3 separate regions of the Mus musculus genome follow, and regions 1 and 2 are each linked to region 3. Evidence: chromatin loops called from intact Hi-C (ENCODE). Cell type or tissue: heart. All regions are shown on one strand. Region 1 has its middle 4.4 kb from the start of Arhgap29. Region 2 overlaps Abcd3 (ATP-binding cassette, sub-family D (ALD), member 3). Region 3 overlaps Abca4 (ATP-binding cassette, sub-family A (ABC1), member 4).

What was found. Hi-C counts contacts between places; a loop is a spot of excess contacts. Peaks named below come from ENCODE experiments on the same cell type or tissue, not always from the same donor. Only the 100,000 strongest peaks of a DNase experiment are listed, where the experiment ranks them.
Region 1: it touches region 3 in a loop (8-fold over the local background); 9 of 42 quality-filtered maps call a loop at or near these places.
Region 2: it touches region 3 in a loop (4-fold over the local background); 3 of 42 quality-filtered maps call a loop at or near these places.

What each region holds. Positions count from the first base shown.
Region 1 is chr3:121,959,396-121,967,395 of GRCm38, reverse strand. It overlaps a transcript of Arhgap29 not described here. Among named protein-coding and RNA genes, the nearest start is that of Arhgap29, 4.4 kb to the left of the region's middle. In heart, a CTCF peak has its summit at 3,041 (motif pointing left); no DNase peak of the experiment used is centred here; H3K4me3 peaks cover 12 bases; H3K27ac peaks cover 272 bases.
Region 2 is chr3:121,774,352-121,782,351 of GRCm38, reverse strand. It overlaps Abcd3 (ATP-binding cassette, sub-family D (ALD), member 3), which reads left to right. Exons shown (of 23, transcript NM_008991.3): 8 at 368-424; 9 at 2,655-2,797; 10 at 5,286-5,355; 11 at 6,481-6,550; 12 at 6,638-6,735; 13 at 6,830-6,921. Among named protein-coding and RNA genes, the nearest start is that of Abcd3, 37 kb to the left of the region's middle. In heart, a CTCF peak has its summit at 4,138 (motif pointing left); no DNase peak of the experiment used is centred here.
Region 3 is chr3:122,137,322-122,145,321 of GRCm38, reverse strand. It overlaps Abca4 (ATP-binding cassette, sub-family A (ABC1), member 4), which reads right to left. Exons shown (of 50, transcript NM_007378.1): 29 at 7,654-7,752; 30 at 6,712-6,898; 31 at 3,537-3,631; 32 at 1,890-1,922. Among named protein-coding and RNA genes, the nearest start is that of Gm40138, 15 kb to the right of the region's middle. In heart, CTCF peaks have their summits at 1,674 (motif pointing left), 3,111 and 4,285 (motif pointing right); DNase peaks (open chromatin) are centred at 2,861 and 4,321; H3K27ac peaks cover 3,138 bases; H3K27me3 peaks cover 1,826 bases.

The DNA of each region.
Region 1 (8,000 bases), 180 kb after region 3:
GTTTGGTCAACTGCCTTTTCAAACTCACCTCAGGATATATGAAGGAATGGTTTAAAAAGCAGCAGGTCCCTCGAAATACAAGGACTCTTGAATTCAACACAGAAAGCTAAGCTAGAGAAAAACATGGGGAGGGTGCCTGTGGGAACAGTATAGAGACAGAAAAATGGCCACCTGTGGGAGGAAAAGGATCCAGGGCAGTGTGAGGGGAGGTGAAAGAACGGGCAGCAAACCCCAAGAGAGAAACAAGCAAAGAAAGAAGAGAGTAGGACCCAAGGAGACCAGAAAATAAGACAGAAATACTGTAGGCCCAACAAGTGAGGCATTGAATCAGGAGAAATTTCTGAAAAACAGACACTTAAATTTTCCAATTATTACCAGAAAAACAGCCCCCTTAGTGTAACTTGAAAGGATAAATATGGAATTGCTTGGTTACTTTAGCTCTACAGTGGATTTTTAAGATTCATACAAATATATCCCTTCTGCCCTCAAACACAAAATACCAAATTTGCGCTCCAAATATTCAGGAACCTCTCAAAACCAGACTACTTTTAATTGCATTCGGGGAAAAAAAGTAGCAAAGACTTTTAGCATGGAAACTGATGTTTGAACTTTTAAAGCAAGCTACTAAGAGGAAAGGCATCCTCAAGAATAAAGGGGGTGAGAGTACGACTACAGTTAGAAACACACATTTGGGGGGAAATGGTAAGAAGTGGCTGCTTCAAGTGGTTCTTAGCTGCTCACACCCCCATTAAGTTATTTAAAAATATGTCAATTCTCTTTTTATACATCTGCCATTCCATTTAATAAAGAAAACTGAGTTGAAGTTGGTGGCACATTTCTGTAGTCCTACAATTTAGGAGATAGAGGCAGATGGATCAAGATTCCAAAGCCAGTCTCAGCTACCCAATGAGTTCCAGGCCAGCCTAAGGCTACACAAGAGTCTATCTCACTGAGCTCCCAGCCACCACCGATCACTCCCATCCAACTAATATAAAAGAAGATTGTGTTCTGATTAAAATGGATCTGATTATGTCACTTAACAAATAAGATGAACAAGTAACTGATAGAGAGAAAGGGGCATGAGGAGCTGGGAGAGAGACAAAGAAAAGTGTAAGGACAAAGACAATTATGGAGAGGAGGGTGAGGGAAGGACAGAGACAGATAATGAAAGCTGAGAAGGAATCGGAGATAAAAAGCTACAGTAGGAAGACTACTTACAGCTAAGGGAAAAGTGGAGGACACCTCGAGGTAAAAAGTTCTGGGGGAAGTGAAGCCAATTGGCCTCTAAGCAAAGATACGTTGACAACAGAGGCTCCTTGGTCACTTAGCTCCACATTGTTTTTTCAGATTTAGTTGTTTAAAATGCACTCATAAAGACACTACAAGACAATAATGCACCATGAATAGCCCATGAAACCACTGTTACTAAAAACTGAAGGGCACACTCAGGAGAAGAAAGGATTCTGAGGGTCAAGAAGGGACATCAAGAGAACAAAGTATTTGGCTCCATCTGACCACGTGTTTTGTTTTTGCTTTGGTTTTTTTTTTTTTTTTTTTTTTTGGTTTTTTGAGACAGGGTTTCTCTGTGTAGCCCTGGCTGTCCTGGAACTCACTCTGTAGACCAGGCTGGCCTCGAACTCAGAAATCCTCCTGCCACTGCCTCCCGAGTGCTGGGATTAAAGGCGTGCACCACCATGCCTGGCTCCACGTGGTTCTTAACATTTTCTCCAGCAGATCCGACTTTAACCATCCCACCCATATCCAAACAGCCAACTACTGTCCATGGAACCTGACACAGAATAGATCCATGAATATGAGATGCTTGAAGTCTAGTAGGGCTGTTTATGGGAAATTTTGGTCTTACGATCTTAATCCTTCAATTGTCTAAAAACATAATAGCTACCATTCTTCATACAAAAGATGATATTTGCAAATATTCACAAAAATAAGTTCATTTTTAAATTAAAAAGACTCTTATAAATATCTCCTGATCTGTATTTTAAAGTAAGTTTATATGGTACAAATAAACATAACTATGAAAAGTACAATACTGAAATAATCTTTGTACTTAAAATTATTAGTTTATAGTAAAATTATAAAGCCCTCCCCTCAAAAGTAAAAATCATCTTTAGATCTACTGTAGAAATGCAACATCTCAAATTGTTTAACAAGCTGCAGAGAAACATTTCTGGAAGCAACCTATAATTGAAAAGAAATTACCAGCCGAAGGTCGGGGTAGGGGTAGCTGGCAGCAGCGCACATCTTTAATCCCAGCATATGGGAGGCAGGAGGCAGAGGCAGGCGGCAGAGGCAGGCAGATGTCTGTGAGTTCTAAGCCAGTGTGGTCTACAGAGTGAACTACAGGACAGCCAGGACTATACAGAGAAACCATGCCTTGAAAAACAAAACAATGTCTTTCTACTATTTTCTGTTGTGATTGTGTCTATTCTCTCTCTCTCTCTCTCTCTCTCTCTCCCTCCTCCCTCTCCCTCCTCTCTCTCTCTCTCTCTCTCTCTCTCTCTCTCCCCTCTCTTCCCCCCATCTCTGTCTCTCTCTTTCTCTCTCTCTCTCTCTTGTTTTTTTGAGACAGGATTTCCCTGTATAGCTCTGGCTGTCCTGGAATTTATTCTGTAGACCAAGTTGGCCTCGAACTCAGAAATCCACCTGCCTCTGCCTCCCAAGTGCTGGGATTAAAGGTGTGCGCCACCACTGCCCGGATTAATTTCTCCTTTAAAATGGTAATTTGCACTTATTTTATGTTACCTGTAAGTCATTTATCCTATGAACCATCAATTTACAAACTTCTAAAAAATTTTTTAATACATTCTCCTCAAAATGTCTATGGTACCAGGCTGAATAATTATATTATGTGTAGTGGTGCTATTTTTTTTTTAAGCAGATGTTTTCATATCCCTGAAGCAGGCTGTGTGGTTTAGGCAGCCTGTATTTTTCACAGCAGAACATGGTCCTAAAAGCATTTGACATCTGGCTAATTTTTGGTTGTCACAGTTGAGGAAGGGGTTCTACTGACACCTAGTGGGTAAAGGCCATGGACATGCTAAATGCCTTCATGCAGAAGACTGCCCACTCTTAGGAATTAGCCAGCCTTGAAAGGTCAAGACACCTTACTCTGGATTCAACTACTTTATACTTATATTTCATAAGCTGTAAGACAAAATACATCAAATTATATATCAGTATGCCATCAACAAAACCTGGATTGCGACAACACATTTTTTTTAAACAAAAAAGTTGCATGAGGGGCTGGAGAGATGACTCAGAGGTTAAGAGCACTGACTGCTATTCTAGAGGTCCTGAGTTCAATTTCCAGTAACCACATGGTGGCTCACAACCATCTGTAATGGGATCTGATGCCTTCTTCTGGTGTGTCTGAAGACAGTTATTCATATAAACAAAATAAACAAATCTCTTAAAAAGTTGCAGGAGAACAAATATTTTTTAATGTCTAGATTTAAATCTTAAAAGAGGGTAGTGGTGCATGCAGTTACACCCATGCGAGACCAGCCTGGTTTGCCAAGTGAGGCACTATTTCAATAGAAAAGAAATCCTTAAAAGATAAAGTGGAGGAATAAATAACAACAGATTTGCCCATTCATTGTAGTAAAAAAAACTAGAGAAGTGTGTGTGGTAGTGGGGAGGGGAGTTAGATAGATAGTTTTCACAAAGCAAGGGATAGTAGTATTTGAAACATGGAATCTCAAGCCAATGAAATAAACTGCAATATCTGAACTTTCAATGAAATAAAACTCTATTATCTCCTAAATTATTTTTATTTATTTTATGTATTCATTTTTTAACATTCTTTTTTTTAAAAGATTTATTTATTTATTAATTATATGTAAGTACACTGTAGCTGTCTTCAGACACTCCAGAAGAGGGAGTCAGATCTCGTTATGGATGGTTGTGAGCCACCATGTGGTTGCTGGGATTTGAACTCGGGACCTTTGGAAGAGCAGTCGGGTGCTCTTACCCACTGAGCCATCTCACCAGCCCTCATTTTTTGTAAGATACGGTTTCTCTGTGTAGCCTTAGCTTTCCTGGAACTGATTGGTAGAACAGGTTGGCTTCAAACCCAGGAAAATCTGCCTGCTTCTACACTAGGGTTAAAGGCCTGTGCCAGCCCCACCCACCCATCTCCTAATAACTCTACAGTATCCCAGCTTTTGCCTAATGGCACTTTCTAGACCATAGGAAAGGAAGAGAGAAGCTAGGCAAGATATAGAACTCTTGCTGAAGTCAGGCAGTGGTGGCACATGCCTTTAATCCCAGCACTTAGAAGGCAGAGGTAGGCGGGTTTCTGAGTTCCAGGCCAGCCTGGTCTACAGAGTGAGTTCCAGGACAGCAAGGCTATGCAGAGAAACCCTGTCTCCAAAAACAAACAAAATAAACCCTTTTGCTGAACTGAGGAAAAAAAGAAATCCTAGTTCCATGGTGCACAGACCTTTGTAGGATAGGCTGGGTGAAGAAAATATGGAAAGGTTACTCTTGAGCCTGCATGGGAATCCCTTAATTGTCTCTGAAGATGTACACTCAGGGCAAAACTTCAGAAACGGTTCAAAGAATTTCAGGAGAGTTGGAGATCTGGGTTTTCTCAATGCCTGGAGAAGAGAATGACAAACTGAACACTCAAGGGGTTATCCTGGAAGGCCATGCCCTGTAGCCCATATGATTTAACCCTAATAGAAATGCCACAACAAGCACATTTTTAAAAAACTAATGCTTAAAACTTATTGTGTTGTAGCATTTACAATAAATGAAGAAATAGCCGGGCGTGGTGGCACACACCTTTAATCCCAGCACTTGGGAGGCAGAGGCAGGTAGATTTCTGAGTTTGAGGCTAGCCTGGTCTACAAAGTGAGTTCCAGGATAGCCAAGACTACACAGAGAAACCCTGTCTCGAAAAAAAAGAAGAAAGAAGAAGAAGAAGAAGAAGAAGAAGAAGAAGAAGAAGAAGAAGAAGAAGAAGAAGAAGAAGAAGAAGAAGTAGAAGAAGAAGAAGTAGAAGAAGAAAAAGAAGAAGAAGTAACAACATAAATGGACATAAATGGTAATGTAAAGAAGGGAAATGAAATTTTCCAATGAGTCATTATGTGTGAAGTAAAGTTTACTTGAAGGTATAAGTAAAAAAAATGTGTATTAAAATCTCTGGAAGTAGATGGCCTAGTCGCCCATCACTGGGAAGAGAGGCCCCTTGGTCTAGCAAACTTTAAATGCCCCAGTACAGGGGAAAGCCAGGGCCAAGAAGTAGGAGTGGGTGGGTAGGGGAGCAGGGCGGGTATAGGGGACTTTTGAGATAGCATTTGAAATGTAAATGAAGAAAATATCTAATTAAATAAATAAATGAGAGAGAGAGAGAGAGAGAGAGAGAGAGAATTAAACCGGGGCATCAGATACAAGACAATGATTATAGTTTGCAGTGGACTGGGCACAAAGATTTCTTATAATGAACGTGCAGAGGGAAATATAGTGTATATGTTTTCTGACCATTGTCTGAAAGAAAGCAAGCACGCATATTAGTCTCTAGTCACCACTTTTGTTTCTGCAGGGGAAAAAACCTAAGGTTTGATAATAGTATATTGGTCCCTGTATACAAGACACTGAGAAATTCAGGACACAATGTATTCAACTGTGGTTCTACAAATTAAATGAAACTACTGTTCTTTTCTTTTACATCATATTATATATAGTTTGTCCAATAAAACATTCATGAAATTCCCATGTGTAAAAAAAAAATCTCTGGAAGTGTAACTAATAAGCTAATAGCTATCAAAAACAGCAGTTTCAAAATTAATCCAAAATAAAGATAAGAAAAAGAAACCATTAACAAGTGGGACAAATAAAAAGCAGCAATCAGTAACATTAAATATACTTTATATATCCCAGAAAAAGCAAGATGTGGGCTAGAAGTATAGCTTACTACCAAAACAGTTGTCTTCCATGCATGAGACCCTAGAGGATTCAAACTAAAATAGCTGGGAGAGGTGAGCTAGATTCTCAAATTAAGTAAAATAACAAGATCTAACGCCAACAATAACAGATCTGAAATATAAAGATATATATATTGAAAGAAAAATGACAAAAAAGATACAACATCTAAATATTTATCACAAGAAAGCATTAGTGGTTCTATGACACCAGACAAGAAGTTCTACCAAACATAAAATGTTGTATTAAATAATTAAATAATTATAAAAGGCAATTTCATCATAAAGCTATAACAATCCTAAAAGAGTATGTAACTACAATAAAGTCTAGGATACATGAGACAAATCCGGATAGCATTGTTAATTAAAATTTCAGCACTCTTCTCTCAGTATCAACACAATAAAACCAAAAAACTATTAGGACTATCAAGATCTGGAAAAAAAACAATATTAACAAATTTGACAAGATAGACTGTTACAGAAAACTCTACTCCTAAATGACAGAATACACATTCTTTTCAAATGTACCTGGAACAATCACTAAAATAGACCATGTATGGGATTATACAATTAGTCCCATTAAGTAACTGAAATAATGTAGTGTAAGTTTTCTGACCTAGATAAGATTAACTATGAAATCTACAGCATAAAGGTATCTGTGGCATCTCAAATATTTGTTAGTTACAAAACGTTTTTAACCCATAGGCCAAATTTCCACATGCTATGGAGATAACATGTTAAAAACTGTGGCTAGAGAAATATACAGTTTTGGGGATGCTTTATTTTCAAGAGACTAAAATCAGTCATACCAGCTTCCATTTTAAGAACTTAGGAAAGAAAGAGTAAATTAAAATCAAAGTAAGTCAAAGGAAATAATAAGAACAAAAATTCGCCTGAGCTGGGTGTGGTGGCACATGCCTTTAATCCCAGCACTTGGGAAGCAAAGGCAGGTGAATTTCTGAGCTCAAGGCCAGCCTGGTCTACAGAGTGAGTTCTAGGATAGCCTAGGCTACACAGAGAAACCCTGCCTAGAAAACAAACAAACAAACAAACAAACAAACCCTATAATAGCAAAATCAGTGAAGAAAATAATGTAGAAAATATTGATAAAGTCTAGTTATTTGAAAAGATTAGTTAAACTGATAAATATCTAGCTACATTGACCAAGAAATAAAGCGATAGAGACAATAATAAACACAAACTACTCATCTGAGTCACAGAAGGAACACCATTACAGACCCAACAGTTATTAAAGGACTACAAAAGCATTTTACAGTCACTTTAAATGAACGACTCCAAAGAAACCCAATGAGAGAAACAAAATCTAAGTAGTATTAAAATTGTTAAAAAATTGAATTCATAATTTAAAAACTACCTGGAACAAAACCTGTAAATCTAGTGGGTTTAAAAATTCACTGAATCAGAAAATGTGTGTGTTTGTACTAAACACACAAAATAGAGGAAGTAAGAATCTTTCAAAATCTTTTGAGGCAGTGTTCCCAATATTAAAACCAAACAATGATGTTACAATAAAATTATAGATCAAATTCCTTAAATGCAGTATTTACACATAAAATAAAACAACATCATAGTTAAAAAGAGTTTGTTCCTGGAATTTAAATTTAACACTCACTAGAACTTGTGACCATTTCAAAAGATTCAGAAAAATTATCTAACAAAATTCCTTGCCTATTCATGATCATGATAAGGTCAGCAAAGTTAAAATAGAAGAGAATTTCTTCACCCCGATAAAAAGCATTCTATTAAAAAAAAAAAACCTATAGCTACCCTCACACTTAATGGTTAAAATAATGTTAATGAAGGTTTAAAGTATTAAAAAATGCATTCATATTAGAAGAGAAGTAAATCCCTTTACTCAGAGATAACAAATTTTTATACGTTAAAATACCCTGAAGAACTTAATAGCTACTACATTTAATAGCACAAGGTCAGAACATAAGTTAATAGATATACTCAATCAACTTTATAAGCCAAGAGTTGAATAATGAAAATTTTAAAACCAATTCCATTCACAATATCATCAAAAAAACAAGA
Region 2 (8,000 bases), 360 kb after region 3:
CAGGAAAATGTGAAGCAGATTTGGAATTATAACTCAAGTCATTTTGTTTAACATTTATATTACTGTGTTAGTGAGTGCTTCCTCAGATAGAGCTGCCTTAGTGATAAAGAGAAGGGTTTCTCACACTTGATGTCAATAGTTGTTATTTGGAATATCTCCATGTCAAGTTTCTTACGAGCTTTATTTATTTTTGTATATTCATTTATCTAAGCACTGTTATGGTCTAATTGTTATACATGGTGAGAGTTCCACATATTATGTATCAAATATTGAATTGCATTTTATATTTAACATCTCGTATTATTTATCAGTCAAGGCAAACTAGTTCTTAGATCTAATTCTGTATATTCTAATGTTTATTTTACAGCCATTTTTAGACATAGTTTTATATATTTTCAAGTTAACAAGTGCAATTGGAGCTCAGGTGAGTCCATTTTTATTCTTTTGTGTGTATTTGCATGTATGTATGTGTGTGCGTGTGTGGATGTTATAGGACATAGGACAACTTGTAGGAGTTTTATATTCTTTGACCGTGTAGGGTCCCAGGGATTAAACTCAACCTTGGCAAAAAGTGTCTTTACCCACTGAGTCATCTTGCTACCCCCATTCCACATTTTAAAATCTATAATACTGTGTTTTGATAAATGTGAAGGTCTAAAATTTTTTTTAACCTTGGAAACATCTTCACATTATACCTAGTATGATCTGATTATAAGGTAATACTATACTGGAGGCTCTAAAATAAGTACCCTAATTTGGTTTTTTAAATTAGATATTTTATTTATTTATTTATTAGGGTTTACAAACTTTATTAGTTTAATAATGAACAGCAAAGAAAATGTTAACTATCACTCCTGTAGCATCATGTAGACATGAAAGCCACCCTTGGAAAAAAAGCCAATTTCTTTTTCTAGTAATAATAACCAGAAATATTTAAACACACATTTCATACATTGAACACACATGTGCTTATTGTTGCAAAGTTATTCTAATGAGAGCTTTGGCAGCAATTAATTTTAATAAAAAATTAGAATAATATTAGCAATATACTCAGAATGAAATACTAGTTTCAGAAGTATTTTATAATGATAAATTGTTGTCTAACCCATGAGCCTTCTTTTCTTTTTTTCTTTTTTGATATGTGTGGTGACAAGAACTTTTTTTAAGACTCATTGACAGCTGGGCATGGTGGCGCACGCCTTTAATCCCAGCACTCAGGAGGCAGAGGCAGGCGGATCTCTGAGTTCGAGGCCAGCCTGGTCTACAGAGTGAGTTCCAGGACAGCCAGGACTACACAGAGAAACCCTGTGTAAAAACCAAAAAAACCAACCAAACAAAGAAAACCCAAGACTCATTGACATCTAACTTGAATAATTTTCATGTTACTCTTATTTATAACAAACCATGTAACAGTGTATTGGTCTTATGTACATATATATATATATGTATGTATGTTTGTGTGTGTCTTTTTATTCATTTTGTGGTTGAGTAATAGTTTACTTATTTTTTTCCCTTTTGTTTGAATTTCTTGCTTTTCTCTTTACTACCCTGTGATCAGGTGTAATTATTCTGTAACTGACTGCACCATAAGAGGGAACAGACCACATGTTTCTAGACTTTATACTGTAAATTATATTTCGGGTGTTTTTCGTATTTATATGTATAATTCTGCATTGACATTTTAAAAATACAGTTGGCACCTTCAGCTCATTTGCTATAGTTACTGAAATGTGTTGATCAGTCTAATACAATTTTGAAAAATATTGGCACATATATTCATATACATTGTACTAGCCATAAAAGGTGAGTCAGAAGGGAGATTTCAATGTTTAAAGCAGTTGTTCTGGCAGTTAGAATGAAGCATGAAATGTCCACTAGTGGATGCTTCACGAAAGTGTTTAGTGCCTGGAAGAATTGAAGCTGACTGAACTGTTTTGAGGAGATTCTTGGATGTCCATTAGATGTTAAACTTGTCAGATGTAAGAACAGCCCCAATTGAATGGCATGTTCAGGTAAACAGTTTTGATTGGGGCAGAGTATGAGAGGTATGTAGAAATTAAGGGTGTTTTGGGGACTCATCGAAGCTTCTTAAGATGGCCAGTGGCTGTGGGGTCATTTATGGAGTTACAATGTATAGAAGACAGAAGTATAGTTTACAGCAAGGCGAGCTGATAGCTTGTGTACGGATTGCCCTTGAGACACCTGTAGATGCTGGGGTGAGGGTGCACGCTACATACTTGGCAGTGATACATTGTATCCAAAACTGATGAGACTGGAAGTGTAAGTTTAGGATGAGACGAGCTAAGGAAGGAACCTAGAGGACTGCTAACATTCAAAGAGTGTAAAATAGCTCTGAGAGTTGTTGTGGACTAGAGAGAGAACACTAAGTTGGGTTCCAGTGGAAGAGTGTTAGGTAACAGAAGGTAAAGTCCACTAGAAGTTAGGTGGTCAGTTGTTGGGGACAGAGCTATAGGAGTTGGGGGATGACAGTAGAAGAAGTGTAGAGACTAGCATGTGATCTTCCAGGAAGAAAGAAAAAGAGAGAGGAACAAGCAAAGCTCAGCCTCTCTGGGTTCAGTTACTTACAGACCTGCACGTAGATTTTATTACTGTGCCTTTGAGTACTGTGCATCATTCTCCTTCATTCATCGCAGGGCCCGGCAAGCATGATGGCCTACTTGCTTGTTTCTGGGCTATTCCTAACTCGACTCAGAAGACCCATTGGTAAGATGACAATTATGGAGCAGAAGTACGAAGGAGAATACAGATACGTGAATTCACGGCTTATCACTAATAGGTAAGGAGAAACATTTTAGAATAATAATGAAATTTTATTTTTGTGGATATTGATGTCATTTATAGTGACTTGAGATTCTAGCAATATAGGTACTAAATAGTGTGGACTTTTACTTGTTTTGGAAATAAGCATTATGAAGAATGTTAGTTTTATAAAGTAGAAATCCTGCATGCTTCAAGTCCTCTTTATTGGCTGTGTAGTTTCCTTGATTTACCTCTTCATGCTTTTTATTGACTGATTTTCTGTGAATTTTATTTTAAAATTTAGTCTTGATAGTATTCACATTTTTGTATGTATTCAGTGAAACTTCTGCCTTAAGTTATCCACAGACATTTTAGGTTGTGACTGTTTTGCAGTGTTCAGTAATTCTGTCTTTCCAGACAGTTGTTGTGTGGGGAGAAGGAGTTCTGGGCACTGAGCCTTAGGACCTCTCGAATGCAGGCCAGAACTGCGTTCTGGACAGTTTTGAGATCTGAAATAGGAAGAAAGAAATGCAGCCGTTGAAGCCATCCGTTTTCGTTTCTGTGTCTACCTATGCATTATAAACTGATTTTAGCAACTTATCCGTAGCTGCTTTTCTTGTAGATGGACAATGAATTGTTACGATGATGAACTCTGTGCATGCCCTGGCTCAGGTTTTCATCAGTAGCTAAGGTGCTCTGTAAAGTTTCTGTGCCTAACTGCCAACTTTAAGTCAATTTTGAGGGTCCTAGTACTTACTGTAGCACTGTGTAGGCTGCTCTGTAGGAAGCCACGGAATTACTTAGGGGGTCATTCTTTTCATAGTTCACCTTTCCTTCCTTATATTGATTTTTTTATGTAGAGTTTCATGCTCTAGGGAGGCAGGGGCATAGTGGCTGTAATTAGGGAAAAGGTGTTTGTGGTATGCTTTTACTAGAAAACGGCACGTTCCCATAGTGGAGGCATTGGCTGTGTCATGTAAGGACCCTTAGGACAGTGCAGATGGCACAGCAGGATTGGAGCTGTGGCTCCTGCTGGTATTCTCTTGGCTCTACCCTGTAACCATCTCTTTCCTCTGGTTAACTCTTGAGATCACAGAATGGCAGCAACCTTCACCACCAAAAACAAAAAGAAGAAACTGCTTCTTGCTGTTTCTTTAAGAGACCCTCCCCTCTTCCCTCTTCTCTTTTTCCACCATCCTACTCTTTCCTGGGTCTTACTCTTTCTTTCTTTGTCTTATTATGTAACCCAGGCTGGCTTTGAACTTGCGATTCTCCTGCCTTAGTGTACTGAGGTTTTATGTATGCACTTTGATTATATTTCGGGTGCACCCGGCACAATGGTGCCCATGTGGAGGGCTCAGCTCTCTCCTGCCACCTTGTGGAGTTCTGGGATGGAACTGGGTTTGTCAGGCCTGCATTGCAGTGCTGCCTAGCCCTTTCACAAGCGCCCACATACATCCTTAATGTGTCTAAGCTGTGGTGTCTAGGCTTCTATATAGATACTTTACACACTTTCTGGTGTTTTAAGAAGTACGTTGTGGGGGCTAGACAGATGGCCCTGCAGTTCAGAGCATCTGGATCCAATTCCTTAGTAACCACATGATGGCTCACGGCCATCTGTAACTCTGTAAGTACGTTGCTTGGGCAGTTTTCATCTTACTTACAGGACAGAGAGACTATAAACTTTAGGTTAGACAGGAGCGATAATTTTAGATTCTGAACTTTGCTTGTTATGTGAATTTAAAGAATTTACATAAATTACATTTGAGCTTTCTTCATCTGTATGGCACTGTTTTCCCACTGATGATCTTTGTGGCCCTGAGGGCCCATTCCTGCTCTCGGGGGACATCGTTGTGAGGACTACTGTGGTGCTGGGATAAGAACAGCTTTGGTGCGTTTAGACCTGGTGGCATGGCAGCACTGTCACAAGCTGTGGGGCAAAGCATCATTTCTTGTATTTTTCTGTTATTTTCTCCCTCTTTATCTGGTTTAGGTCTGTAATTTAACTCATGCTCTATAATGTCTGTCTCAGCCTAATCTTTCTTTCTATATAATCTGCCTTATTTACAGTTTGTGAATATTTGTTCACTGTGTCTTTAACAGCCAGGTTATATACAGGTAGGTTGTAGTCCAGTTTGTGATACACTCAGTTGTGTACTCTTGCCCTCCTCTAAACTTAGCTAGGAACTTGATCACACTCCCTGGCTTGGCCTGTGCCAGATACTCTCTTAGTAACAAGATGTTCATTTATCATTCTCTTGGTTTTTTTATTATTGAGGAGGGCCTGCTACTGAGTGGTTTTGGTGGTCAGAGGACAGATTCGTGGAGTTAGTTTTTCCTCCCAGTCTACTGTAGGCTTAGACAAGTGACCTCAGGTTGGCAGGCTTGCATCTTACCCCTGAGCCATTACACTGGCCCAAGATGCCCACTCATATGCACAGGTTCACTCATTGAATACTGTGTTTCACTTACATGTCAGGGTGAGACAGCATTGACATTAATTGCTAAATTATTTTCTCTAATAGTGAAGAAATTGCCTTTTACAATGGGAATAAACGGGAGAAGCAGACAATCCACTCAGTCTTCCGAAAACTGGTAAGATAAACACTGGACGGGCGGCCACGCGGGTTTCTCTGCCTTTACATGTGGATGAATAATGCTAAAGATATATTTTAAATAGCAAATCTTTATACTGTGTTTTAAACTAAAAATGAGTTTAAAAACTATTACATTAGCATTAAATTCTCCACTTATAAAATAGATTTATTTACTAAAATATCTTGTTCATTTTTGTAGTGTTTGCTATAGAACTCTCGTTGGGTTTTTGATTTAATGGTCCTTACAGATCAGTGGAGACTTTTGTAGAGTAAGGTTAGCAAGATTTTTCTGTGAAGGACGGGATAGTATGTACATATTTGCATTTTAAGTTTCCTGACCATGTAGTCTCTGTTGGATATACAATACATACATGAGTGGTTTGGCTCTGCTAAATTGATTTGCAACATAAGTGGCGTGCTAGAATTTGTTGATCATAGTTTGTTGACCTTTGATTTGGAATACGAATGTTTTCTAAAAGCTGTTTTTCTTTATTTGCTGCTGTTTTGAGTTCAGATAGTTACATTCATTCAGAAGATATTCAGTGGCAGGTAGGCGGCTTAAGTGCAGGCGAGAATTAGGTGGTGAGCGTGCTGGGTGAGATCTTGCCTCACCCACATGGAGCTAATATTTTAGTGGGAATTTGTGATGTTTGAATACATATTTTAATACTAAAAAGTTGTCTTAGGTTATTTCAGAAATGATATTTTTGCCATCTAGCATGACTAGAGTTTTTAGAGTTTCAAAGCACTGTTTTCAGCCTGTGGGTCTGCAGTCATGTACCCATAACTTAGTACAGCTTGACCTTCTCTGACATGTGTATTTGAACTGGCATCTCATGCTCCCTTTTTGCTTTGGTGATTGATGAGTTTGTGTGTATAGGTGTCTGGCAGGATTGGAAACAGCACCATGCTATTGTGTGTAATTAGTATATTATGTGTAATGGAAACAACGTTGTTCAGTAAACACGGTGTGATGCAGAGTGTTTGGCATCTGAGCACTGTTAAGCATTGTCCTCACTGTGTGGTGTATAACAGTCAGGAATCATAGCTATTCAGTATATGTTTGTAAATTAATTATGCTTTATCCTTAGGGAAAATTTGTTGTTTATTTGTTTCCTGACAGGTGGAACACCTACATAATTTCATTTTCTTTCGGTTTTCTATGGGTTTCATTGATAGCATCATTGCCAAATGTAAGTATGTTTTAAAAGAGATGGTGCAACATGATCTGTGGGAAAAGTAAAATAACGTTATTTAAAATCTTAACTGTTTTGTTTTAGATGTTGCCACTGTCGTCGGGTACCTGGTTGTCAGTCGCCCCTTCCTAGATCTGGCACACCCTCGCCACCTTCACAGCACACACTCAGAGCTGCTGGAGGTAAACTTCTACGCTAATGAAGTGAAAATTCAAAATTAAGGCTTTGTTCTATTTTAGGAATGTGAGCAAAATCTAATACTCATTTGTCTTTAAGGATTACTACCAAAGTGGAAGGATGCTTTTGAGAATGTCTCAAGCTTTGGGTCGTATAGTTTTGGCTGGGCGTGAAATGACTAGATTGGCTGGGTAAGATTTGTACTAATATGCAATTGCATAGAATAATCTTTAAACATATATTGTTCTTATAAGCTGGTATCCAGGTGAGATTAAAGTTATGGGAGGTACTGACCCTTCTCCTCGGGGAAGCTGGTTTTGATAGAAAATTAAGGAGGACTTGTCTCCCGTGAGCCCCTCATGCTTCCTGAAGGCAGCTGGGTGAGTCTTAACTAGGGAAGCGTCACGTTCGTTTGCCGTCCATCGTGGACACTGGCCTTGGATATGTTGGGAAATGATTCTTGGCAGTCTTTGTTTTGTTTTGTTTTTTTTTTTTTTGTTTTTGTTTTTAACAGAAATTTAAGTTAGTGAGTAGTTTTACATTTGAATATTTTTGTTTTCAATTATAGATTTTTACCCCCTAAGGATTGATACTGGCAACTAAGTTCTTTTTTTCTCTTTCTCTTACACTACAAAAACCAGTTTATTAAGGAGTGATTGATATGTTAAAACATCATACTTAATGCATACAAAATTCATGCCTGTAGGGACAGTGCCTTCTGTGACAGTGTCAACACCAAGTGTAAATGCACTCTCAAGTATAGTCACCTCCCAAGGTTTCCCCTGGGGGATTTCTGCTTGTTATTTACACCAGACAAGCAAACAAACAAACACCCGTTTGCTTCTCTGATAAGAAACCGCCTCTTTGACCTTCATGTCCTTCTTACACTCCCCAACTTCTTATCACGGGACTGGTTTCTATTGTCCAGTGATTTTCATCAAATATTATGAATTCTTTATCATTTCCCCTCTCCACACTATGAGAGTAGAGCTGTCCTCAGTTTCCCCTTTTGTAGAGAAGCAGTGTGCATCAGTGCATCCTTACTTCTTGATAGAATGGCTGGTTTTATATGTAACAGTAGGTCACTCCGGCAGCTCAGAGCCCAGCCTTCCTGTGTCTGGAGAGTACTAGCAAGAATGTGTGTTAGTGACCACGGGAAACACTTGTCTTGCCTCTGAATGGGGTGGAGGATCCTGTGAAACCTCTTCCTCATTTTCCTGTCCCTTGTCTTTTACTGAAGCAAAGTAGGACATGTATGTTATTAATATTT
Region 3 (8,000 bases):
AAAGGCCACTGTATCCAGATTTAAGCCCATGTTTGCTTGCTTGCTTGGTTTTGTTTTGTTTTTTGTTTTGTTTTTTTGAGACAAGGTTTCTTTGTGTGACAGTCCTGGCTGTCCTGGAACCCACCCCATAGACCAGGCCTCAAACTCACAGAGATCTGCCTGCCTCTGCCTCTTCAGTACTGGGATTAAAGGCATGTGCCACAACAGCCCAGGCTAAGCTGGTTTTTAATTCTTTCCCATTTCTATTCCAAGATGGTGTCTGGACCTTTATCCTGGTGTAACTCCATCTTCTTCATCATTTCCCTTAAAGTCTTGTCCTGTCTATGTCAAACTCTACATGCTTCAGGCTACCTCCAAGTCTCTTTGCTGGCTTTTCTTAAGGTACTCTTCCCTTTTATAAACACCTAGCTAATTCCTGCTCATTTTCCCTGGGTTAGCCCTTTTTGATGTCTTCCTTGACTTTACTGTGGGCCTAACTTGTGATTTCTCTTTTGTGTCTTCTCTGCCCTTTGCAGATAGTTTAGGCACTATCCAATACCACCACTCCTTTCTGTGTCTCTTAGTCCCATGCCTGGCTTAGACAGCCCAACTCTCTTCTGTCTCAACTCTTGTCTGTCTCTCTCTCTCTCTCTCTCTCTCTCTCTCTCTCTCTCTCTTTCTCTCTTTTTTGAGGGGGTATCAAGGCAGGGTTTCTCTATGTTCCTGGAATTCACTTTGTAGAGCAGGCTGGTCTTGAACTCACAGAAATTTGCCTGCCTCTGTCTCCCAGGTGCTAGGACTAAAGGTATGTGCCACCACCACCTGTCAACTCTTGTCATTCTTAACTTGGGTCTCCACCTTTGGGGTTACCTTCTTTCACATAAAGATGAGAAAGTGAGTGTGTCAATGGTTGGCTTATAACTCTGATGCGGGAGGAGACCCCAGTTCTTCAACAGACAAAATTAAGTCCCACCCACTCTAACTAAGTCCCACACTAACACCAAGCCCTGCTCACTAGTGACTAAGTCCCGCCCATTCTAAGACTAAGTCCCGCCCACTAGTGACTAATAAAGCAAGACACAAGTTGTCATTTCTCAGGGTCTTGAACTGTTCTTTTGTCTCCACCTTCTGATTCAGCATCTCCGAAACCCCAGTTCCCTGTAGAGGACATTTCTAAAAACAGGATTTTACTGCTGTGGTCTTGAAGCTATCCAGAAGAAACAGCCAGTACTAGCCTTACACGGTCACACTGACTCTCTAGATTGCTTTGTGAGGGCAGAAACCAGGTGTAGAAGACCTCCTTCTAGAGGCCAGTTCTTAAGGGAGGCTGGGAGATAGCTCATTTCTAGAGCACATCTGGAAGATTCTTTGAACCTCTGAAAACACTTGCGCCTCCAGAATGCTTGAATAATAGGGTAGGCTCTAGAGCTGGGTCAGGTCCTTTACAACTTCATTTCTCCAAAAAAAAGGGGGGGGGGGTTGTTTTGTTTTGACTAGGCACAATGGTGCATGCTTTTAATCCCAGCATTTGGGAGACAGGCATATCTCTGTGAGTTCAAGGCCAGTTTTGTCTATATGGTGATCTCCAGGACCATACGTTTCTGGTGTCCGTCTCATAGGAAAAGCAGGACCTCCCATAACACAGCATTTTGAAATCTTTTCGGGTCATCACTGTAAAACTGACTCTGAAGAAAGAGTGCCACCTACTGAACTGAGCACCCCATGTCCCCCAAAACCCTGATTCCCCAGCCTTAGTCAGTGCTGCCCTAACATGTTTAACTTAAAAAAAAATGAGATTGCTGCATAGTTCATGAAATCATATTATCTCCACACCCCCAGGCTTCAACTAATTTAATGATCTAGCAGTCACACCTATAAGTTATTTCAATGCCCCCCAAATAGTTTCTTACCTCTGTTCATTGACCCAGAATTTGCTCTTTAAGCTGCAAACCAAAATAAAATCATGTAATAACTACCATCAGAATAGCATTAGCATTACATTTTCTTTCTAATCACTGGGGTATCTCAGTCCTAGGGATGCTTCCACATTTCTTGATATCTGAACAATGTAGTGTGGAATCCAGCATGCCTGAAGACCCAGGCGATCCCTGCATAGACAAAGGACTGTTCCGTTCCAGCCCTGGCTCTCTCAGTTGCCTCTTGCATGCTGGACTTTCTGACTAGTCCTTTCTGACTAGTCAGGCCTCATGCTGAACCAGTGAACCCAGTCTGGACCTAGAAAACATGGCCAACAATCACGCCAGTGTGAAGGAGGGCCTGACGCTCTCCCTCTTTTATAGTGCACAAGAAATTCTAATAACCACTTGTATCCTTGGGAGGAGTTCTGACTTTTGGGCATTTGGAGGTAAGATAATGTGGTAAGGAAACTCTAGTCCCTAGAATTCAAGCTGGTCGTGGACTGCTACCGTTCAGCTAAGTAAAATATCATAATTTCCATAATGCAAACTTGCTACCGAGCCAGGTTTGGCGTGTTTGTTGTTTATTGAGTTAATGAATAAACTCACCCTCTGCTTTGATTTTTGGATGCTCTTTTTGCTCACGGCCAGCTTGGCCCCGCCCTCCTGGCAGCTGCTTGTACCATCTGCTACGCCCTCCCGCCCTTAGGTCCATCTATCACCTATCCAGACTCTGGTCTGGGAGGCAACTGTAAGTACCATTAACATTAGACAGTCTGCTTCATTTGAGAGCCACAGACCATGTGGAGACTACATCACACTTCCTTAAGGGTCTTTCTGGTGGATGCTTTTGCTAACCTGCCTGCCATTCATTTGTGCAGGGGCTGCTTGATGGCCTTCCAGCCTAGGCCGGGCTTGATAAGAACAGCTGCAGAGCTGAGAGTTCTAGATAGCAAAGTGTCTGTGGAGGTGTTCAAGGGTGGTGGTGACAGGTGATAATGAGGGTGACAATCGCTGTCCCCAGCTAGTGCCTGACCTGGCAGGGACCCAGACATGGGCCCTTGTCTTTCCCCTTTCAATCTCCCTTGGCTTCTCTTTCTTTCTTCCTCCACTTTTTTTTTTAAGATTTTTTTTTTTTAATGTGCATTGGTGTTTTGCCTGCTTGTAAGTCTGTGTAAGTAAGGCCAGATCCTCTGGAACTGGAGTTACAAGCAGCCACCACGTGGGGGCTGGGAATTGAACCCTGGTCCTCTGGAAGAGCAGCCACTGCTCGTAATGCTGAGCTCTCTCAAGCTCTCTCCCTCCATGTTTACTCCTCAACTCCCCTCCTCTTCTCCCCACCCCCTACAAACTTTATCTTTCTTAACTCCTTAAGATATAAGGCTTCCTTATTGAATACATTTTTTGTGACATTTGCAACAGTGCCTGGGATAAACTTCGGCTACTTATCTTAAACAGAGAAAGAAACAAAGCACTTAGCCTTGAGTTGCCCCTTGTGGGTTCACACCGCAGTTATATCTTCTGCTGTGAGACCCTCACACTCGGCTGCCACCTCACAGTCAACAGTAGGAAACTGACTTTCTGGCACGGTTGATGTCGTCACTAGGCAGCCAAGATTACAAGTGTGACGGGGTCACCTACCTGCTTCTTATGAGAGCAGGGTACGTTTTTACCAAGTAGTCGGAGATGTTCCTGTTCGTGAGGTCTTGTAGGACTTCAGTGCTGCGCTGTGTCCTCTGGGGCAAAGAAACAGGGTCAAGATCTGGGGAATGAGACCTTAGAGTTTGTGAAACTGCTGTTCTTATCCAAAAATTATCATCGACTCGGATGCCAGGAAACACTCAAGGCAGCCCTGACGGCTTTCCAGTTCCTGCATCAGTGATGTGGGGTCACCATTGATCCCCACCCCCTTTTTTCCTCAGTCCATCCATCACCAGAGAGCTTAAATGCAAACTCTCCAACACATTTGTCTTGTCCATGCTGATCCTGTTACCCCAACCTCAGCCACCACCTAGACCTTGCCTAGACCTTTCCAGAACCTTCCATATTGCACCCACGACTCCGCCCTTGAACCTCCACATTCTGTTCTGCACCCACTGTCAGACTGAGTTTTATAGATAAAAATCATCTTCCCTTCATCCCGTGCAACTGCACAGTGCTCATCACTCATGAAACATCGCTTTGTCTCAGTCGACTCAGTGCCCCGACACTCTCCCATGTATGACATCGTCTCTGTGAAGGCAGAGGCCTTCTCTGACTTGTTGGCTTTCATGCCCCCAGTACCCAGCATGCAGCTATCAAATAATATATGATACCCTGCTCTCATAAAAAAATCTAAGAGTGGAAGGTAATCAAGAGATTCGAAGGGAATTCAAGAGTGCTAGATTCTGGCCACCAGGTGGCAATGTCACACAGTGTTAAGTTTCTTGCGTTAGTGGATGTCGTAGGTCAGTCAGTCCAGGACCTTGGGGAAAAGCATCCACTGTGTAGATTGCCACACAGAAGTGGCTGACAGGATTCTAGGTGGTATTAAACCACCATCAAAATGAAGTTATTTTTCCTGTTTTCTAGAGCCCTCCCCTCCCCCATGTGCTCACGCGTTCATCTAATCCTCCACTAGGTCAAGTGGCAGCCCCTGAGTGGCCGCAGTGTGCCGGGGACTGTGGTAGGGGCTCTGCAAGTGTGATCCCACCCCTGCTGCTTTCACAAAAGCCAACTTTACCAAGAAAGGGAAGCTAAGAAAAGTGGACCAGCTTGCGTGTGGCTGGGCTAAGATCAGATCCTGCATCTGACCGTACGTGCGTCTATTACCTGTTTCTCAAATTGGCCTGAGTACCAGGGTAGCAGGCTGCAACAATTGCAGATGCCTGAGAAAGTTTGTGAGGAATTGTTTTCTAAAACGTCTACCAGACATAACATTCCCGCTTTATCTCTGTGTAGAGTAGAAGTCAGGGTTGGGGCGCATCCATATCAAGACCCCGTTGAAGAAATGTTGGAGCAGGAAGGGACATCTGTAGCTCTGACTCTCAGAGTCATTGCCTCTCTCACTTTTCCTTCACCTCCTCTGGACTAGCTCTTTCCTTCTGCTCTTACTCCTGGCTAAGAGGGAAGGTGCTAAACGAGGGTGAGTGGATGCGAACACATGTATATCTATGTGTACATATGTGTATAAGCATGTGCATGCACTTTTTTGTACAGGAGAGGTGTCTATTACAGAGATGGGACATTCAGTTTTGCTCAGGAGATGTGACTGCTAATGAGGAAAGGCAGGGGTGACATACACTTGCAGACTTGCTCTGCCTCTTCTAGGACTTCGAGCATCTTCCTAAGGACCATAGGCCAAAGGTGCTCTGAAGGTAAGTTTCTAAGTGAGACAGGCAGCTGTGAGGTTAGAATTCATTTAGGAAATGAATTCCTGTGCATGGAGGTCTGATGGTTTCCTTTCTCAGCCCAGATCCTAGGGAGTCAGGGATATCTGCAATGTGGCAATGTAGCTGTCACCCAAAGGGACAATCTATTGCCTGAGCAATATAAAGAGCAGGATTGACCCAGGACCCCTTCCTTATGAGCCAGCAGCTGTGATACATGCTATGGTAAATTTAGTTGTCTCATTATGTCTTCTTCCTGATGCTATTGTTGTGGCTTTCCCCACGGGCACAGACTATGCAGAAATCAGGTGACAGCCCCCAGTCTCTGTTGATGATGGGTGCTGTCTGTGACAGCTAAGTGGAAGGGTTATGCAGTCACTCTGGAAGTCTTCCCTGCACACACCTGAACCATCTGCTGCGTCTTTTTCTTCATTCCATCTACTCTACTGCCTAACAAGATCATTTCCCACACTCTACCTGGAGAGTTGGAGACCTGTGGGGCTCAGGACAACAGAAAAGAACTTCATAGCCACCCATGTTAACTTTCACACAGCTGAGAGGCAACCTGCATCCTGGCTCAGCCACGGTTAGGTTAGGATTGCCATCATTTGAGCTGCCTCTAGTCCTACATAGTTCATGACCACATTATTTTTTTGAATTCTCATGATAATGCTATAATTAGGTGTTGCTCTTCTCAACACCAGGAAAGAAAATGAAGAAGGCTTAGAGGCTAAGAAACAAACCATGCTTCCCTAACTCCCATGCCTGAACCCTTCTCTTACAACACATGGACTCTGGGAATCATCCACTCATTGAGAAATAATAAGAGAAACCATCCAAGGCAGGCTCTGTACAAGTAACCAATCAGAGAAAAAGCCAGGCTCTCCTGCCCTTGAAGGCACTCCCTAAAGCCTCCATGGGGATTTGTCTATAGCATAGAGCTCTAAACAAAGCACTGCTCAGGTATCATCAATACCACTCTTGAAAATGATAAGTTGCTGGCTGTGTGTGTTCATGTGTGTTATGTACATAATCCTTAGGCACATAGCTTATTTCCCATCCTTCCTGCCCTATTCCACCCTAGCCCTCCTCTCTTCTCTTTGGAAAGCACAACTCCTTGGCTGCTCCAGCTGGGCCAGAACTCCGAAGATCTCCACAGATAGCGTCTGGTACACAGGCCAGCATACCTGTTTCCCTTCTTGTGATGAGTATCAAACCCAGGGCCTCATCACTGACAGTCCTCCACCGAGCTCCACCAAAGCCTCCACCGTAAGCTTAATTAAAGCTGTTAACCCATATGCAAATATTTTAACACTTGACCATACATCACAACATTATTTAACACGGAGAGAAAAAAGAATTTAAATCGGAACGATCAACCATGGGAAATAATTTGAAATCAATTGAAACACAGGAATCGTCTGCAGTTGTTAAGATGGGGCAGGTACCTGTGGGGGTGGGAGCCCTCCAGCACCCTCGGGGCACTCGGGCAACATGGTGAGCTTCTCTCTGGTGCTGCACTTGCAGGAGGGAGAGGGGTGGGCTGCTGTCCATTTCTGCTTCTGGAACAGGTGGGTGATGTTCGGGGACACGGAGGGCGTCTTCCAGGAGGTTGCATTAATGCATGGGTACTCCCTCATGGAAAATGAGAAAATATCCCACAGTCAACCCCACTGCTTAATCCCCTCCCTGCTGGGAAAAGGGAATAGCTGGTGGCTATCTCTTCCTCTGCCTTTCTCTTCCTTGAAGTCAGGAATTTCCCTCTCGGGGATTAGAGTCTACTTAAGGACTATCAGAACTGCAGCCAGGCTAACAGAGCATGGGCTAGGGACTAATCTGTGGACTTTTTTTTTTTTTCATGACTAGTAGCTCTTGCTGTTGAGAGATGGAAAAAAAATAACAGGAGATTCTGAAGTGTGTCCATGTTACTCTTTAGCGGTAGCTTTGGGGAGGATTGGATGAGAAAAGGTGCTACAATATACCAAGCTCTGAACTCCTGGTGGATTTCAACCATCTTCCACAACTCTCTTTTCCAGAGTTACAACAATGATGGAGAGCTGGCCATAGAAGTAATTCCTGCCATTTAAGGTCCAATTATATAACATCACATCCTTCATCTTCTCCATCCCTGTTTAGTTGTTTGGGTTTTTTTTTTTTTCCCCAAATGAGTTTGGGCAAATACAGTCAAACAATAGAATACTTCTACATTAAGACACAGAGCTGTCAAGGATGGAGGCTTCCTAGCACCAGAGGAGAAACTGGGTAAGAGCCTATCAGACACACGGTCATGACCCAGATACCACAGAGCAGGATTGAGGGGTCTTTCCCGACACTTCCTAGTTGGCTTTTGGGTCTCCTAGGGGAGCTGTTGGTGTTAGCTTGGGACTTACGGAAGCCACTCTTCCTTTAGACAACGGTTGCCAAAGCCTGGCCTGTTCAGAAGGACATCTGCCAGTACTTCAAGGTGTTCATTGTTGGGTTCGTCCATGCTAGAAAGACAGAGAGGCTCACCTGGTAGTCAGACTGGGACAGAACGCACAAAGCACGCTAACATGTACGTAAGCGTTTGCTGAATGTGTATTCCATGTCAGGCATGCTTGTGAGGCACTGAACACCGACTTAGAATGGTTGTGGGGCTCCTGGAAGTGGGGTAGCCTACCACACACACCTAGACGTCTGATAGCAAATCATCTGTGCCTCAAAAAGATGGAGCTTCAACCCCCTTTCCCAGGCTTCC